Regions from separate parts of the Mus musculus genome. Here region 1 is linked to region 2. Evidence: chromatin contacts called from ENCODE Hi-C or POLR2A ChIA-PET data. All regions are on one chromosome and are shown on one strand. Each heading gives the region's core, a stretch centred on a gene start or an enhancer-like site at or near the end of the contact. The rest is flanking DNA. Distances are from core to core; before and after follow the strand shown.

What was found. A loop is a pair of places that touch in the nucleus more often than their neighbours do. ChIA-PET counts read pairs that join two places held with the same protein, here RNA polymerase II (POLR2A).
Region 1: a loop to region 2 is called in a map of left cerebral cortex, with 2.3 times the contacts of the local background. The contact joins two enhancer-like sites. A Hi-C loop is called at or near these places in 6 of 37 maps with a recorded cell type or tissue (gastrocnemius, heart and left cerebral cortex). POLR2A ChIA-PET finds 5 or more read pairs at or near these places in 4 of 5 experiments (Patski and embryonic stem cell).

The regions. Positions count from the first base shown.
Region 1 is chr17:87,517,473-87,521,182 of GRCm38, reverse strand. The region is part of intron 1 of Gm30984 (a long non-coding RNA gene); the gene reads left to right. Among named protein-coding and RNA genes, the nearest start is that of Gm30984, 12 kb to the left of the region's middle. Within about 2 kb of position 1,536, at least 1 of the 3 ENCODE cell types and tissues checked has a DNase peak (open chromatin) inside an H3K27ac peak, as active enhancers do; it is gastrocnemius, where a contact is called at or near this core.
Region 2 is chr17:87,476,389-87,480,218 of GRCm38, reverse strand. No RefSeq gene overlaps it. Among named protein-coding and RNA genes, the nearest start is that of Gm30938, 3.7 kb to the right of the region's middle. Within about 2 kb of position 1,447, at least 1 of the 3 ENCODE cell types and tissues checked has a DNase peak (open chromatin) inside an H3K27ac peak, as active enhancers do; it is gastrocnemius, where a contact is called at or near this core.

The sequences.
Region 1 (3,710 bases), core at 287-2,786, 41 kb before region 2:
GATCGTCTCTTAGACCAGATGCTGGAGGCCCAGAGAGGACGAGACACTTGCTCAGGGACTGGGGTCTTCGCAGCATTCAGACTCCACCAGTTTCAGCCACATGCTTCACCAGTTCATCCTAACGTCCTGGCAGACCCTTGGTAGAACCGTGACCTGATTCTGTGGGAAGCTAATTTTATTTGAGACAGGAATACCTGCAGTGCATTGGGGAACACCCAAGCTGATGATCCCCAGTCCCAGATGCCCACATGCCCTTCAGGAGGGAGCAGCTACAGGATGAATGAGCTGAGTTGTGTTGCTGAGGAGACCCCTACCCACCCACTGATTAGTTTAAAGATAGCTTCCCTTCCTCCTCCTCCTCTCCCTCCTCCTCCTCCTTCTCCTCTCCCTCCTCCTCCTCTCCCTCCTCCTCCTTCTCCTCTTCTGCCTCCTCCTTCTCCTCTCCCTCCTCCTCCTCCTCCCCCTCCTCCTCCTTCTCCTCTCCCTCCTCCTCCTTCTCCTCTCCCTCCTCCTCCTTCTCCTCTCCCGCCTCCTCCTTCTACTTCTTCTTTGTTGTTGTTGTTTTGTTTTGTTTTTCCGAGACAGGGTTTCTCTGTATAGTCCTGGCTGTCCTGGAACTCACTTTGTAGACTAGGCTGGCCTCGAACTCAGAAATCCGCCTGCCTCTGCCTCCCAAGTGCTGGGATTAAAGGTGTGCACCACCACTGCCCAGCCCTTCTTCTACTTCTCCTTCTCCTCCTCCTTCTGTTCTCCCTCTTCCTCTTCCTCCTCCTCCTCTTCTCCTCCTCCTCCTCCTCTTCCTCCTTTTCTCCTTCCTCCTCCTCCCCCTCTTCCTCCTCTTTCTTCTACTTCTCTCCTCCTCCTCTTACTCCTCCTCCTCCTCCTCCTTCTTCTTCTCTCCTTCTCCTCCTCCCCCTGCTCCCCCTGGTCCCCCTCCTCCTCCCCCTCTCCTGAGGTTTTAATGTATTCTAAGGGCTGTGGAGCTAAGGGTAGGAGCTGCTGCTTTATGACTTTATGTTCTGCTTCTGCTGAGAGACCTGTGGATATCTGACTCAACGTAGTTGGCTTCATTCCGTGCAGGTTGCTACCTCCCTGGCGATCACACGGTCATCATAGTCATTACTAGCACCCTCACCTTCAGCTCCCAAGGCTATACCACATATTCAAATCCTGGAGGTCTCAAACGGACTCACTTTGCCTCTGCCTTCACATGCACAGATCTTGGGTCAGATGGACCTTTGGAACCAAACCTGTTCACCTTGAAAGAGGGTGAGCCTATGGGACTTCCCCAAAGGAGCTCTAGGCTCCCCAGGACATTCCATTGCTCTACCTGGGTGGCATTTGGGTACTTCAAGTGCCAGGGCCTTGGTGACATGACCCAGCAGTCTCTTCTAACACTACAGGATCAGCAATTAAGCTCATACTTAACAGATATGGAGAAGGTTGGCGAGGACGTAAGTCCAAGTCTGCAGCAGGGCCAGCCCTGTGGTGAACTGGCTTCCGCTGCAGCCTTTGCCAAGGCCACGGCTCCAGTAATCAAATGGCTGTTCTGGTGACTGCTGCCTCTAAGTGCAAGTGCCAGCAGAGACAGCGGGTATCATAGCTCCTGGATCTGGGTTGGAGAATCTGTGAGTTCCCCCATGTGGGTGCTAGGAACTGAACTCAATTCTTCTGCAAGAGCGCCGAGTGCCGTTAGCTGCTGAGCCATCTCTCCAGGCTGTTCCGTAGGCATTTTGTTGTTTGTTTTCTAAACCCAGGATGCGTATGTACTACAGTTTTACCCTCCTGTCTCTACCTCCTGAGTGCTGGGATTGCAGGCCCCACCATTTACCTAGCATGGGGGATTGAACCCAGGACCTCATGCTCTCTGGACAAGCACTTTACCTGACTAAACGTCACCTGACTGTCTCCAGCCCAGGACAGTTCTTTTTTGGTTGGTTGGTTCTTGTACTTTTGAGACAGAAATCCCCATCTCACTGAGGAACACCTAAGCTGGAGGTCCCTGGACCCATGCAACCCAGGCTGGCCCCATGTCATTATGTAGGTGAGGGTGACCTTCGACTATTGCTCCTCCTCCTTCTGCCTTCCAAATACTGGAATCACAGACAGCCTTGTGCCACCGCACAATCTCTGCTTGTTTTTATTTTATATTTTTTTAAAACGTTTTTAATTCTTTAAAAAATATATTTATTTACTTTCTGTTTGTTTGTTTGTTTTTCCTGCAGGGTTTTACTGTATTGTTCAAGCTGGCCTTAATACCTCAGCTGTCCTGATCCTACCTCCTGTGTGCTGGAGTTATAAGTATGCCCATTGAAGCTCTTTTTAAAAAAAAATATTTATAAAATATATATACATCATACCATTTTCTGCCTGCATGTATGTCTGCAGGCTGGAAGAGGGCATCGGATCCCCACTGCAGATGGTTGTGAGCCACCATGTGGTTGCTGGGAATTGAACCCAGGACCTCTGGAAGAGCAGACATTGCTCTTAACCTCTGAGCCATCTCTCCAGCCCCGACAGTGAAGTTCTTGAGCTGTCCTTAGAATATATGTCTCTCAAGGATGATACTATAGTCATTATCTGCCCAAACTACAGTTCTGAGTGTGAGTGTACCAACTGGAAACAAAGCTGTCAGGCTGGTAGGTTTCATTCAGTCAGGATCTATCAATCTGGAAGCGTTCAGGTGAGGTGGGTACCGATGCCCATCTCCCTTTGATTTGTGCCAGGGCTGTGCTACACACTCAACTCCCTCAGAGAGCATAGTTAGTCATGACCCCTGCCTGAGAGAAACGTTTTCAAGCATTCCTAATCTGATTTCATTTGTTCTTTACAGCAAGCAGCCCACAAATGGAGACAGAATTGCTTCCTGTGTCCATTTTATTGATTGATTGATTGATTGATTGATTGATTGATTTTTTTGGTTTTTCGAGACAGGGTTTCTCTGTGTAGCCCTGGCTGTCCTGGAACTCACACTGTAGACCAGGCTGGCCTTGAACTCAGAAATCCGCCTGCCTCTGCCTCCCGAGTGCTGGGATTAAAGGCGTGCGCCACCACTGCCCCCTGTGTCCATTTTAGAAGTAGGAACATGGAGGCTTACAGAAGCCTTCAGAAAGGGGAGACTGTTCAAAATTCAGCTCCCCTTTTCACTGTACTTAAACTAACCAGACAGCCCAAATCTTGTACCTGGGGCTCACCTGTGGCCATCTGGCCACACTCAGAACCTTTCCCTGCCCTGTTTGTCATTTCCCCACCACCTGCCTTCAGAGTGCATCTTCCTTAGACTGCCTTTCTTTTTATTCAAATATTATCTCGATTAATATTTAATGTAGCCCAGCTGCTATTCAATGGATTAATACCACATGCCCTCCCCTGTACGGGCCAGGCACACTGGCTTCCAGTCTTCTGTTAAGCTACCAAAGTCTCCACACACTTGGGATTCAACAGCAGATTCCCGTGGGCAGACTGGGAAGGCAGCAGCCCTCCATCCTGGCCACTGAGGGAGCCTGCACCCCAGACCTGCTGCTGACACTCTCATCTCGGCTCCATCATGGTTTTCCACCGGCATCACGCCTCTTGGATTCTGGTGTCTGGAATTTAACACCGGCCTCTCCCATCGCTCCCTTGGATGACAGTGACCTGCCTCTGCCCCTCAGGGCCCCACTCAAGTTTCCTGCCTCCCTGACCAGGATGGTTCACTCGCTGCCCATATC
Region 2 (3,830 bases), core at 198-2,697:
GCACATGTGTATGTCATGTGTGTGCCACCAATGCCACAGTGTGGGGGTAACGTAATGGTCAAAGGACAGCTCCTAGAGTAGTTCTCTTTTCCATGTGAGACCCCGTGGGCTCCGTGCATCCAGCTCGGATTGTAAAGCTTACATAGGAAATGCTTTACCCTCTGAGCCGTCCCACTAGATCAAAATTGGGTTACTTTTCTTATTGTTGAGTTGTAAGAACTCTTTATATATTCTAAGTTTTTTGTCAGTTTTCTAAGTTTTCTCATCTCTTTCACTTTTGAGTCTTTTGATGAACCAAGGTTTCCCTTTTTTTCTTTTCTTTTAAATTGAGGTGGGGTCTCTGCCTGTCCCTGACTGGCACAGAACTTTCTACACATACCAGACTGGCTTCAGAGTTGCAAAGAACCTTCTGCCCTTTTCTCCTGATGCTGAAATTACAAACATGAACCACTGTACCTGAAAGACTTACAGTTTGGGTGAAGTCTAATATGCTGAGGGGGTGGGGGTGTCCACAGTCATGCTTTTTTTCTTGGCAAATAACAGAACAAAAGATATTCTGGAATAGACATGTGCGTGTCTGTGTGTGTGTGTATGTAAAATATAGGTATCATAAATTCCACTATTTTAATATTTTGTTGTTGTTGTTTTGGGTTTTTGAGACAGAGTCTCTCTATGTAGACCTGGCTGTCCTGGAACTCACTCTGTAGACTAGCCTGGCCTCGAACTCAGAGATCCCCCCTGCCTCTGCCTCTGAAGTGCTACAGTTAAAGACATGCACCACCACCTCCCAGACTATTTTAAACATTTTTAAGTGTGTAGTTCAGTGGCATTAAGTATGGTATCATCATTACACTAAGAGTTTTCCCCCAAATTCAAGGAGGCTAATATTTTATCTTATGTTGTTTTCATAGTTTCAACATTTACAGATCAATTCTAATGAATCCTTCTGTTTAGGATGAGCAGTGGTTGAGGTTCATGTTGCACATAGTCAAACACTTCTTTGCCATTTGTTGACAGGATCCACCCCTTTCGACTGACCTGTCTTGATACTTTGAGCAAATATCTATTGGCTGGGATTTTTTTTTGCTTGCTTTCTGAGTTTACTTTTAGCTCCAACCTTCTGATTTCCGTATATTGTTTTCCTAGATAGATTCCCTTCCTCTCTCTCTACAGACCTAGCTTCCCCTCCCTACTGGCAGACAAAGTCCCAGAATTTGTTAGTTTGTTTTGGGCTTGAGGCCAGGGTCTCCCTCTGTAGCTCATACTGGCCTAGAAGTCTCTATGTAGTCCAGGCTGGCCTTGAACTCTCTATCCTCTTGCTCCAATGTCCTGAGGGGTGGGATAACAGAGGCGCATTAGCACGCCCGGCTTGCATTCAGATTCTACTGAAAGCCCTGTCTATCCCTTAGGCTGCATTTAGCCTTGCTCCAGCCTGGGCTCTGTGCCCAGCACCTGAGCCCATCTGCAGCTGGCAGTCTGATGCGATCAGAGGCCTGGAGGGAGAGAGCTGCATATGGTCCGCTCAACCCTTCCAGGGCAGGCTTCCCCAGCGTCTCACTCAGGAAACTCTGATCCTGGAGACCACAGAGCCAGCCCTTAACGCATTGGGAGCCCAGTTTTGAATTTCGTTAGCTCCAGGCATGAGATTCGACAGAAAAAATAATATTGGTGCATGAGAAAGCTGAACAAAACCACACCCAGCCTTGTGGACCAATATTCTTCCACATGGAGAGAAAAGCTTTTGTAGCATGGCTACTCAGGGGTAGCGCAACAAAGTCCAGGTATCCTGTGTGATTTAAGAACTGAGCAGGGCCAGCTCTATTTAATCATTGTGGATAATGGAGACAGCCTAGAAGGAGCCTCAGAGTGACTTCCTCATGCCATTTAGACTCCTCTCCTGTCTAGAAGTGGGCAAGCAGTCCCTGAGTTGTCTGGGTGTGTTGCTGTCCTTTGTACCTGTCAGAGTGGATAAAGAGACTATCACTCCTAGCTTAGGCAATAGAATCTGGGCTATTTTTCTAGCCGAGCCATCAGTCATAAGTCGGCTTTTGCCTTTGTAGGCCTACAGACTCAATCAGGAGTTAGACAGTCCCGGAGTCAGGAAGTTGTTCTGAGATTGTCTTGTCTGGCTAATTCAAGGTGACCTCGTTAACACTAACTTCTAACCAAGTTTCCTACCATTGTCAGAGGAAGCCAAACACCTTTTCCAGGAAATGCATGGGGGCTGCATCAAATGACAGAGTGCCAGGCTGGATGGGTGAGGAAGGGGTGGGTGGGGCGTGGACGAGCGCCGTCGTAACTCACCAGACACTCGGCCGTGGGTCGTGTTCTAGAAGAAAATAGACCGAGTGTCATCTCTTTCCCAGCTCCCTCTTGGGAACAGGAATAAATCAAAGAGGCTTATGCTGGAGCTTGCCTCTGACGTTCTCGGGCTCCGGGGACGTTCTTCTCTTCACAGGCTGTCACTTCCCCGACAATAAGATGCTGTAAGTAGCAGCTGGGAGAAAGCCTCCATTTCTCTGGGAGGTAATGAGGGAGAAATCTGACGGAAAGGCTGCTCGTGTTAAAGAATTGTTTTTCAAAATAAACATGGTTTTTAAAGTCTTGCTATGGAGGCCAGGATAGCCTTGGACAGGATACATCCTCAACTAATATGAATTGTAATGTAGACATCTGATATATGCAACTCCTAAAGGGGTTGCAACCCAGTTTGAGAACCACTGGGTTAGACGGTAAAGTTCCCAATTCCCATGTAAAGGTCAGGCATGGTACTGTGTACCTACAATCCCGGAGCTGGGGAGGTGAGTAGTCAGGCATGGTACTGTGCACCTACAATCCCGGAGCTGGGGAGGTGAGTAGTCAGGCATGGTACTGTGCACCTACAATCCCGGAGCTGGGGAGCTGAGTAGTCAGGCAAGGTACTGTGCACCTACAATCCCGGAGCTGGGGAGGTGAGTAGTCAGGCATGGTACTGTGCACCTACAATCCCGGAGCTGGGGAGGTGAGTAGTCAGGCATGGTACTGTGCACCTACAATCCCGGAGCTGGGGAGCTGAGTAGTCAGGCATGGTACTGTGCACCTACAATCCCGGAGCTGGGGAGCTGAGTAGTCAGGCATGGTACTGTGTACCTACAATCCCGGAGCTGGGGAGGTGGAGTAGAAGGATTCCAGGGCTTGCTGGGCAGCCGGTCTAATCAAATGGACATGATTCTCTGCTTCCATATGCATATGCATCAGTGTGTGTGTGTGTGTGTGTGTGTGTGTGTGTGTGTGTGTGTACCTGCACACAGATGTACCTGCACACACAGGCACACACACTCTAAACAAATTAGTGGTTTTGCTTGGTTGGTTTGGTTTTTGCAGGGTTTCTCTATGTAGCCCTGGCTGTCCTGGAACTCACTCTGTAGACCAGGCTGGCCTCGAACTCAGAGATCTGCCTGCCTCTGCCTCCTGAGTGTTGGAGTTAGAGACATGCACCACCACTGCCCAGTGTATATTTTTTCTTTTTAATTTTTTTAATGAGATATTGTAACACCTGTCTCATCAGCATAGATATTTTTCCTCTTTAAAAATTTCTCTTTATTTACTTTGTGCTGTGAATGCTTTGTTTGAATAAAGGGGTGTACACTTTGCATGCCTGTGGGATCCCAAGAACGTGGATAATGATGGTCGTGAGCCATTATGTGGGTATTGGGAACCGAACCCAGGTCCTTTGCAAGAGCAACAAGTTTCTTGTTTGTGTTTGATTTTGGGGGCTTTCATTGTGTAGCTTAGACTGGCTTGGGACTTTCTACTTTGCTCAGAGTGGTGTCAAACTCTCAGCCTTCCTG